Regions from separate parts of the Homo sapiens genome. Here region 1 is linked to region 2. A link is an interaction called in ENCODE POLR2A ChIA-PET data of the cell type or tissue named here. Cell type or tissue: PC-9. All regions are shown on one strand. Links, peaks and the distances in the headings refer to the core of each region. The heading gives the core; the rest is flanking DNA.

Region 1 (5,389 bases), core at 188-5,187, 80 kb before region 2:
AAAGTCTGAGTTGGGACGTGGTCAGGGTGAGTTGAGGTGAGTGGATGAGTCAGTAGCTAGGCAGCTGTAGTTCACCAGGAAACCCAGATTCCTTCTATGTCATTGCTAGGCCATTGCCTAGACTTGATTATGTCCTTATCCACACGGTGAAAGCTGGCTCACAGCACCATGTTCTCATTCTAGAGTTTGGGAATAGAGAAATAAGCAATGATCAAGTAGCTTCCCATAAGAACGTGATCCAGAACTTGTCTACATTCTTTTTGCCTACATCTCATTGACCACTTGTTAACAGGCCATAATCACCTATTAGGAAATGCCTTTATTAGGAAATGTCTCTAGTTGGGACCCCATGTGCCGAGCTAAAAATGGGAAGGTTCTATCACTAAACGAGAAGGGGAAAATGATGCTAGGTAATAATTGGCTGCCTCTTTCACAATGAGTATCTCATCCACCTTCAGAGGAGGGATGGTGTGTCATGCTGATGCTGTCATGTTTCTTGGCCCTTATAAGATATGTCAGACTCAACCATTGTTCATCTGGTAGTGAAAGTCTGTGGACCTGCCCTTAATCAGTAGTGCTTTTTTCTCTCCAGTTCTCACGAATCCCAGATGGCTGACAATTACCTGCCTTTCTCTTCTTTGTTTCTGCATTCCTCACATCTGTCACCATCTCACTTTGCTGCCATCTGATTGGCACTTATTTGCTTTCAATACCCACATTGAAATACCCAGAACAATGCCAAGTTTAGCAAAAACTTTATTGAAGACGGAGGGTTGTGGTAGGGGATGAGGGATCACTACACAGAGCCTTCTGCCTTCTCAGTGGCTTCTGCTCCCCTCATCTCCCTTCTCATCCAACCTCTTCACTCACTCTTCCAAATTGCCCTGTGGCCCTCCAGATTCCTTTTCCTCTGTTAGGCAGAACTGTTTTCCTGTTCCTTACAAGCTTTCATACCAGACCTAGAGGGTTCCACTTATACCCTAAGTGTTATTACCAGCAAAAGTTGTTTTCTCCCTAGAAGGAATTCTAGCATCAGCTGTTGAATTAATAAATTTTCCCACCTCGTTGTTAAATGAAATCAACTTGTACATTTGTTGTAAAAATGTTGTTGAGGACGTTTTCCATTACATCACACAATTTCTTCTCTATAAACCTCCATATCAGAAAGCTATTTTAGATTCCAGTGCTAGAAAAAACTTCACTTCTCCTAAAGCCTGCTTCCTCCTTTCTGATAATAAGAGCTATATTACTTATCATGATTTCTGAACTGTGTAACTGGAAGCCAAATTTACAGCTCTCTCATTGAAATTATGTTAAAGATACCATTAGCATATTTCTATTTTCCTGCACTTGCTTGAGTCATTTTATATGTCTATCATATTGGTCTGCCTTTTGTTACAATTTATTTTAAATTTTTTTTAAAAAGTCAAGATAAAACTAAGTTAATAAGTAAATAAGCAGCATAGAGGTCATTTGAGGCAAGAGTATACAGTGTTTTTGACCTCCCAACTCCTTAGGCAAAAGGCACACTGTATCATTTACTCTTCTCATTCCCACTTTTCAAGGAAAGAATAACTCAGTGAAGATGTTACCTTTGGATTAAGAATGAAACATTTTAAAAATTAGTTATCACTCACTTATTTGCTAGAAGCACCCACAACTTTTGTGCCATTTTGATTCTTTCAATGTTCCTTGCTTCTAAGAGTCTTTGGTCACTTGTTTCACTCCAGCCACCCCTACAGTGACCATACCGGTGAAGGCTTCAATTGATTTTAAGAGAGCTAAACTTGACAGCACCTCTCCTTATGCCTGCCCCATGCAGTACTTGCTTTCTACCCTTGGACATCCTTGTTGATGGTGAGGAAGGAGACACTGTGGGATCTGTTTGATGCCCATATATGTGCAACCTAGAAATGAGGAGGAGCTAGCACCCTCTTGGGTGAGTCTTTGACTAGTGGGAGATGGAAATCAGTAAAGAAAATATTCGACGCCTCCCACCCCAAAAGACTGGCATTACTGTCTTGAGTTACAATCATTCATATAGATTCTCCGAAGATGGTCTTATGAAATTGAGTAATCAGTTGCACCTGTTGCCAAATGGTGGCCAGATTGGTAACATGCCCTCATATTGGCTTTCCCATCTTCCCTGCTTCTTTATCTTCCTTTTCACTACTATTTCCCTGGGATTTACTCTCTAATAAAGGAATAGCAGACAAGGTTTTAACCGAGTTTCTGCTTTCTGGAGAATCTAGGCTAGGATACATAGTTATACGCATGGACATTCTACTTATAAGATACACTCATGATGACATAAGTGGCCTAGAAAACAGAGCCTCAGGATGAGATTTTGGAGGTGAATTATTGCTATCTGAAAGCAATAGGGACCTCATTTCTGGTGGTGAGAGGAATGGGGATAACCCTTGGCATGCTGTGGCATCCCAGTGACTGATACTCACCTGTGGTTAATTGGGATGAGGTACAGGTCGAAGGTGAACTACTGGGATATAAGAAGACTGTGGCTTAACCATTGTGGGAGGAATAATCATGACAAGAATTGTGGAGTAGGTTAGCTTTTTTTAAGAGCATTGGGAGCCTCTCAAAAACACTTATAACCTCAGCATAGCCAACTAAAGACATGTTGTGAAGATAGAGGTCCTCTCTGTAGCTTTACAATACTCTTATTTTTTGTAACTGCAAGACAGAATATACTGAAAATAAATCCCAGGATCTTATTTTAAGGTTGCCTGAGTTAGTGGCATGGTATTGGTCATAGGTTGAATTGTGTCCTTCCAGAACAAGTGTTGAAAACCTAACTCCTGGCACCTTGGACTGTTACCTCAATTGGAAATTGAGTCATTGCAGATGTAATTAAAGTCATACAGGAGTAGGGCAGGCCCCTAATCCAATATGACTGGTGTCCTTATAAGAAGAGGAGAAGAGACAAAGAGACAGAGACACACAAGGAGAAAACCACGTGATAATAAAGACAGAGATTAGAGTGGGGCAGCTATAAGCCAAGGAATGCCAAATATGGCCCACAAACACCAGAAGCTAGGAAAAGGCAAGGAAGGAAACCACTCCAGGTTTCAGAGGGATCCATGGTCCTACCAAGAGTTTCATTTCAGACTTTTAGACTCCATAGCTGTGAGACAATAAATTTCTGCTGTTTTAAGTCACCTAATTTGTGGTACTTTGTTAGAGCAACCCTGTGGCAACAAATACAGAATAACACTACAACATTATGTTCCACCATCTTATGGCAAAGGAGTTGCAATAATGGGTACATGGCAAGGGGATTCACTAGTATTACCATGTACCCCATCATCTAAAAGCAGCTGGCCTAACAGAATGGCAGAATAGCCTATTAAAAGCTCAGCTAAGGGGCTAACCATGGACAACATGCTAAGGGTTATAGCACTGCCCTCCAACTTGTGACATATGTGCCAAACCAATGGTTGGTATATGGTGTGAGCCCTTAACAGTTGGAATACGCAGAGGCAGGGACCAAGGAGTGCAAGTAGGATTGACTTCCTCTCACTATCGTTTCCAGCCAGACACTTGTAGAACTTATGCTTTCTGAACCCATACTCTTAGGCTCTGATAGATTAGAAGCCCTGGTTCCCAGGGAAATTCCTTTTATCAGACAACACAGTAAGATTTAGCTGAACTTGAAACTGCAACTGCCACTTGGTTACTTTGGGCAAAGAAAGGAGTGTCTATATTGATGAGGCTAATCAACCCTGATTACCATGAGGATCTCAGAGTGCTACTGAGACATAGGGGCAGGGAGGAGTATGTTGGGAAACAGAGGATTTAATGGAACATTTCTTGGTGTTGTGTCCAGTGATCATGGTAAATGGGCAATTGTGGCAACCATGGATCACAAGATCCAGGCAATGTAAGAGCTTAGAACCCTCAGAGATAAAGGCCTGGGTCACTCACTACACAAGAAAACCAGATCAGCCAAAGTGCTAGCCAAGTATGAGGGAATCTAGACTGCACTGAAGGAGGAAGACAAGGTGGTGAATATTGATTATGGCCCTGGTTATTATGGAACCAGCAACAGATTCAGGAGCTTAAGATGGCTTCACTAATTTTCTTGCCATAGGTGTCCTGCTTTGCTGGATTGCATGCTGTAGTAAGGTAGTAGCATATAAGTTTTGCCTCTGTCTCTGCTTTCTGGGGAACCTGGTTAAGACAGTAGGATTTACAAACTGGTTCTTAGTTACATATACAAATGAAAATTTATGAACACGCACTTCATTCTCCTGTAAGAGACTAAGGAAAGATATTTGTCTTAGGCCATGAAAAGAATCCTCATTGCCTACCCATCAGTCACCACACACCATCTCTGGGAAACACTGAGCCATAAGATCATATCAAGCATTGTCTTATAGAACTTGGGAGGCTTTAGAGCTGGAGTTCTTTGGGCAATTTATATAACTTAGTTGTCTAACAACATCGGTTGATGATGGGTATTTAAAACGTACTGCAGAAATATCTAAAATTTGTAGCAGAAATTCTGAGAAGGCAGACAGCTCTGGGCTGCTATACATATGTATTTTTATATATAAGTTATTATATATAAAAATATATATTTATTTATATTTTAGAGACGGGGTTTCACTCTGTCACACAGGCTGGAGTGCAGTGACAGGATCATCGCTCACTATAACCTTGAATTCTTGCATCAATTTATCCTCCCACCTCATTCTCCCAGGTAGCTGGGACTACAGGTGTGCACCACCATGCCCAGTTAATTTTTTAAATTTTTTTTGTAGAGACAGAGTCTCATTACATTGCCCAGGCTGGCTTTGAACTCCCCGCTTCAAGCGGTCCTCCTGCCTTGGCCCCACGAAGTGCTGGGATTACAGGCATGAGCCACCGTGCCTGACCAGCATTTTTATTTCTGTTTTTTCGGGTGGTGGGGTTTGAGGGGGAGTTATCACATTGGAGTTGGGAATGACAATAGATTGGAAAGGCAGGGATAGAAGCCTGGGTTGAGTTAGTTAAGGAAAGACTGAGTGCAGCTAAGGGGAATGATCAGTATTAAGAAATCACAGAAACTTGGGTAAGAACCTGACAGGTGCTCTACTGTGAGAGCAGCAGTCAGGGTCCAGAAGGTGTGTAGCAGGCAGGCAGGGATTAGAAGTGAGGAGTATGCAAATGCACTAGCTGAGCCCATGCACCTGGTCATGGCAACAGTAAAGACTGGGACATTGGGAAATTGAAGCACAATCTCTTTTGGAAAACCAGCCTTTTATATATGCTTCCTGGATCTCTCTAGACTTCCAGGTAATTAGTGGCCCAGGATCCAAGGCTTAAAAACTGATAAAGGCCAGCAATTCCTTACATTAGGCAACATGAACATTTTAAAGAAAAAGAACTT
Region 2 (5,389 bases), core at 120-5,119:
CCTTTGAATCCATGCCTATAGAAATACAAAAAAATGGAAGCCAGAGGATGATGGATCCTTGAAGTAATAAGTCAGGTAGATCTTGAAAATTTTTGACTCAATCCATATTGATGAACACAAGAATAATTCTGGTCTACAAAGAGAGGCAAGAGAAAGACTTGGGGTGTATTAAGAAAAACAGGTAAGTGACCCTGGGTCACTAGAAAGAGTGAGACAGGGTGATGGAATGAGTGGCTGCCTGAAACTTTCTAATGCATTCAAGGCCTGACTCTGTTTTAGGCATTCTTCACATTTTCATTCACACCACACTCTAATGAGGTAGGAAACGTTATAGCTGCTGGTTTAGAGAATGCAGTCCGGCTATGGGACTTATCCAAGGTCACACAACTGTTTTTAAGTTGGCTGAGGATTTGATTATAGATTTCTACTTCTAAGTTTAAAGTTTTTTCTGCTACACAATGGCCTATTATTTAAGGTTGAAGCTTGAAAGAGAAATAAGAAGATCTAAAGAAACTGTTCTGGTCCAATGAAGATACCAAAGGCTGATATTTTACTTGAATGTGATTGAGTAATATTAGACATCATCCCTGATATTAGTCCCAATGCCAGTAACCTCACCATTAAATTCATCTCTTCCTCTGGAATTGAATGACACTACCACTTTTTTTCCTACTCATCCCACTCAAGTAATTTTTCATTTCTGTTGGACCAAGAGTGTGAGAGTTTACAAGGCTATCATATATTTTAATTGGTATTTACTCATGTTTCTGATAGATATTTTCTGTTTGGTCATCTGCTCTGTGAAGCCTGCATCTTCAAAAGTTATTATTAGAACACATTTTAGTGATAATTACAAAAGCAAGCATCAACATTTCATTTAAGATCTAAGTTGGTATAAAGTATGTATTTATTTCACCAAGTCAATCAAAGGTTTTCAAATTTTCTTTGTGATAGAACTGCTTAGTCAAACAAAATGTTATGCTGAAAATTAACATGAAAAGAAATTAAAACAGAACTTGTGTGTTTGAGGGAAAGTGGTAGACACCATTTCACAGACCTCTGTCCCTAATCCACCTCTGTTATCTTAGGGGAGCTGGTCAATACCTCGGGATTCAATAAGGTACAGTTTTAAAGCCACTGTATTAAACTGTACAATTGATTGTCAATAATTTTTATTTTACAAAAAGTTATTTTCTCAACAGAAAAAGAGCAAAATATTAATTTCATCTTGGAGTTGCCTTTGTAGGGGCTTCACTGAGCTTCCATGAAGACAAAGACCTTTGTCTTGCTTATCTTTTTAATCCCTGTGATACCAAATAGTTGCTCCATAAATGCCTGTTGAAGCAGTAACATGAACAATTATTAACAGAAACTTAGACTAGAGAATACATTATTTGCATGGCTTTTAATCATTCACTCTTCTTTTTTTCCCATTGATGACACACAATGCTATTGTAATACTGTCAAATGGTGTCACACGCGCTTTCTCCCAAGCACATAGTGAGTTTCTCTATAAGAATAGCTTTGAAGCTAATAGTCGTGGGTATTAAACTCATTGGGCAACCTGGAGTTGGTTATTTAACCATTCTAAACTTCTATTTCTTGATCTCTAAAACAGAGCAATAGTATCTACTTGACCTAGATAATAATACATAGCACATAGGGCTGTTGTCAGTAATATTTGCAAAATGCTTAGCACATTCTCTTGTATGTGGTATGTGCTCAATAAATAAAGGCTATTATTATTTAGCAGGCAATATGAAAGGCAACGAGACAAACAACACAATCACTGTAAAAATGCAAAGTCACTCTGAAGCCAATTTATATTAATCAAAGTGCATATTGTGCTATGTACTTTACTGAGTGCTTACTTGTGTCATACAGTCAACAGAACTTTCTGTCTCAGAGTTGGCAGGTAATTAAATCTCACCTTTTCCAAGAGGTTGTGCAATGTGATGGGGAATTTAAGAAACATCCTCTCAAAAAGACGTTGACTGTTGCCTGGGATAGTTATTATCTCATTAATGGTTGGCATTATATTAATACAACTGAAGGAGAGGAGTAGGTTTCTTTCTTGGCCATTTGTAGAGTGGCTCAAACTGGCAGCTGTTGCTTTTTTAAAAAAATGACTGCATTTTTCTCGTTGCAAATACCCCACCTTTTATGCCAGTTTCCACATGCTTTTCAGTTGTGTTGTTAAAGTACTAGGCAAGTGTATAGTTTTATCTTTTTGACACGCAAATTACTCAACTTTCTATGGAATCAAATCTCTCATTCTAGTTGATTTTATTCACTTTCTCCCTGTCTAACTCTTCCCACTCCTCTCTCATCACAATAAAAAAATCCCTACTTCCTTACTTGCAACTTTCTTTTTTTTTTTTTCTTTTCTAGCTCTGTGGAAGTTTGAGTGACTCATTGCAGAGAGGAATTGATGAAGTCAACAGCTGCTGGAAAAACTTCTTTTTCCTTAATAGCTGTATCAACATGTGGTTGCTATTATTCAAGTAAGAAAAATATGTATATCAAACATCCATGGTAGTCCTTGCTAAAATTTTCATTAGAGAGACTCATGTTTTGACATTAAAAAAAGTTCAAATGGGTACCTTAGAGGATGTTTTGTTGGAGAACAAAATCATGGAGAAATAAAGTCTAAAAAGAAAAATAAATGGCAAGCATGTTGTTAATAATGCTGTAATTTATTTCAGAGTGGGTTGGGTGATTTTCTTCATGGCATTATTAGTGGCACTGCAGAAATTTGGCACCTCATGCATTCATAGTCTCCAGGATGGTCTGACCATTCATCCAACAAATATTAATTGCTCTCATGGTAAAATCTCTGCCTCATGGAGTTTAAATCCTAAAAGTGGTGAAAAACTAAACACTGTGAACAGTTAATTACTCAATATGGTATGTACTGTGAAGGAAGTAGGCAAGAAGCTAAGATAGAGATTAAGATAAAAGGACTTGCTTCACTTAGGGAAGACATGGGAGACCTCTCTGAGGGTTGACATTGAGGCTGAGACCTAAAGAATGAGAAGGAGGTAGCAAAGTAGAGAGAATGGTGTAAGATCATCTTGGTCAGAAGGAGCAGCTGTGCAAAGTCCTCTGACTTTGAGAGGGACCATAGCATGTTCTTGGGACTGAAGGAACATCAGTGTGTCTAGAGCACAGATCATGAGGAGGTTGTGGTATGCAATTAGATTGGAGAGATAGGCAGGAGCTGAATCAGATAACTTTGTAGGCCTTGGTAAAGAGATGTGATTTTATGAATGCATTTTACTGAATGCAGTGAGAAAATACTAGAGGATTTTAAGTTCTGTGTGTGTGTATGTGTGTGTACCTCTGTGAAAATATGTGTTGCTGTAGAGCAAAGTGGCCAAATGAGTTGGGTGGGGTTAAGGGTGGAAACAGGTAGACTGCCTAAAGTAGACCAGGATTTAAATTATGGCTGCTCATACTGAGGTTGTGGCAGTGGAATCGAGGCAGGGGTGCAAAAGCAAGATATATTTTGAAGAAGGAACTGATAGAATCTGGTAATGAATTGGCTATAGGTCTTGAGGAAAAGAAAAGTCTCTGGGGACTCATAGGTTTTAAGCTTGGGTAGCTATGTGGATGATTGAACAATTAAAAATGATGTAGAATATTTGGCAGGGTGGAGGAAGCATGAGTAATACAGTTTTTATCTATGAGACAGCCACGGAAGATGAGAGAATCTGGAGAGAACATGCACAGAGAGACAAGAAGAGGGCTTAGGATGGAGCCTTGGGCTATTTCTTCATTTATGGGTTGGGTAGAGGACATCTGAGGAGTAAACGATCTCAAAAGCAGAATAACAAACTGGATGACGAACACCCCTGGGAGCAGATATATTAGAACAAAAGGACCAATAATTTATATCTTCTTAAATAAACATCCTAATTGAGAAAAAGAAATGTATTAGCAACATGAACCAAGACAAGAAATTCCCCCCACAAAAAAAAGCCATGTAAAATATCAGGATAAAAATGTAGACTTGAAGGAACCTAATAGGTGGGATAAATAGTGACATAGCTACAGCTAAAGAATGATGGAGTTGAAAGACCAGATGGAAGAATGCTTCTAGAATGATAGAAAATGTAAAAGTTCATAGCCAGAGATAATAGAAGTACCAGGTTTTAGATACTTAGAGTCCCTGAAGGAAAAATTATAAAAATTAAAAGAGGAAAATATTTAAAGAAATGTGAAGAACATTTTCAAAAGAAAGAACAGCTACAGATTGAAATGGTCTTTAGAGAACCACTTCATGGGAAATATATATTAAAAATATTAAGTAAATATATATTTTAAAAATTCACACACAGGTCCATTATATTGAGATTTAAGAATATCATAGGCAAAGAGAAAATGATAAATGACACAAATGACATCGGAGTTTTCAATAAATGCAGAATTCCAGAGGCAATGGAGTAATTTTTAAAAAATACTTAAGAAAATAAATTTGAAGGTAGAATTTTACAATTAATAAATTTGTATTTCAAACATGTGATGACAATAAAAATATTCTCAGGCATACAAGTCCTTTTTACCATAAAAAGGACTACCATTGAAAAGATATTTTAACATAAGTGCTCCAAAAGAGAAAGAGAAGAAAAAATATCAAGAAAAAAAAGAACTATATCCAAAATACCACAGAATTAAAGCTCTATATGGTGTCAATATGATTGGCAACCCTGGTGGGGGGAAGACCAAAAGTAATGAACATATACTAAAAATCTTGTCTAGTTAGAGGGTGTATATACACAAACATATATATATATATATATATAATATACTGTATATATATTAATTACTTTAAATAAGAAAGTATTAAAAAGAAACAAAAAATAGAATACTTGCAATAAAATGTAAGAAAATAGAAGAAAAGAAAAATGTATCAACAATCACCATGAATATAAATAGACCCAATGTGCCAGTTAAAGAATAGACCATCAGATTGGATAAAAAACAAAATCCAACCCTGTGCTGTTTATAAAAGACTCTCATAAAGCATAAGAACATGGAAACCTTATAGGCATACAGTCTAAGAGATACCATTCACATGACAGTCTCTCTAAATGGCATTACCTAGAGCTGGGTAGTGTACTGCTGATATTGCTAGTGCATGACAGCCCTCAGAGTAAAAGATTGGACCTAAATACATCAGGAAGATGTTTATCTTTTATTTTATTTTATTTTATTTTTTTGAGATGGAGTCTTGTGATCTCGGCTCACTGCAACCTCTGCCTCCCGGGTTCAAGCGATTCTCTTGCCTCAGCTTCCCCAGTAGCTGGGATTACAGGTGCCCACCACCATGTCTGGCTAATTTTTTTAGTTTTAGTAGAGACAGGGTTTTACCATGTTGTCCAGGCTG

The links. ChIA-PET counts read pairs that join two places held together with the same protein. Peaks named below come from ENCODE experiments on the same cell type or tissue, not always from the same donor. Only the 100,000 strongest peaks of a DNase experiment are listed, where the experiment ranks them.
Region 1: POLR2A ChIA-PET joins it to region 2 with 13 read pairs; 2 of 35 experiments call an interaction of 5 or more read pairs at or near these places.

Annotation. Positions count from the first base shown.
Region 1 is chr7:116,648,067-116,653,455 of GRCh38, reverse strand. All of the region lies in intron 2 of COMETT (cytosolic oncogenic antisense to MET transcript), which reads left to right. Among named protein-coding and RNA genes, the nearest start is that of MET, 21 kb to the left of the region's middle. In PC-9, for the core only: no CTCF peak of the experiment used is centred there; no DNase peak of the experiment used is centred there.
Region 2 is chr7:116,568,233-116,573,621 of GRCh38, reverse strand. It overlaps COMETT (cytosolic oncogenic antisense to MET transcript), which reads left to right. Exons shown (of 5, transcript NR_165033.1): 3 at 1-181; 4 at 2,392-2,504. Among named protein-coding and RNA genes, the nearest start is that of CAV1, 46 kb to the right of the region's middle. In PC-9, for the core only: no CTCF peak of the experiment used is centred there; DNase peaks (open chromatin) are centred at 1,891 and 2,421; H3K27ac peaks cover 1,292 bases.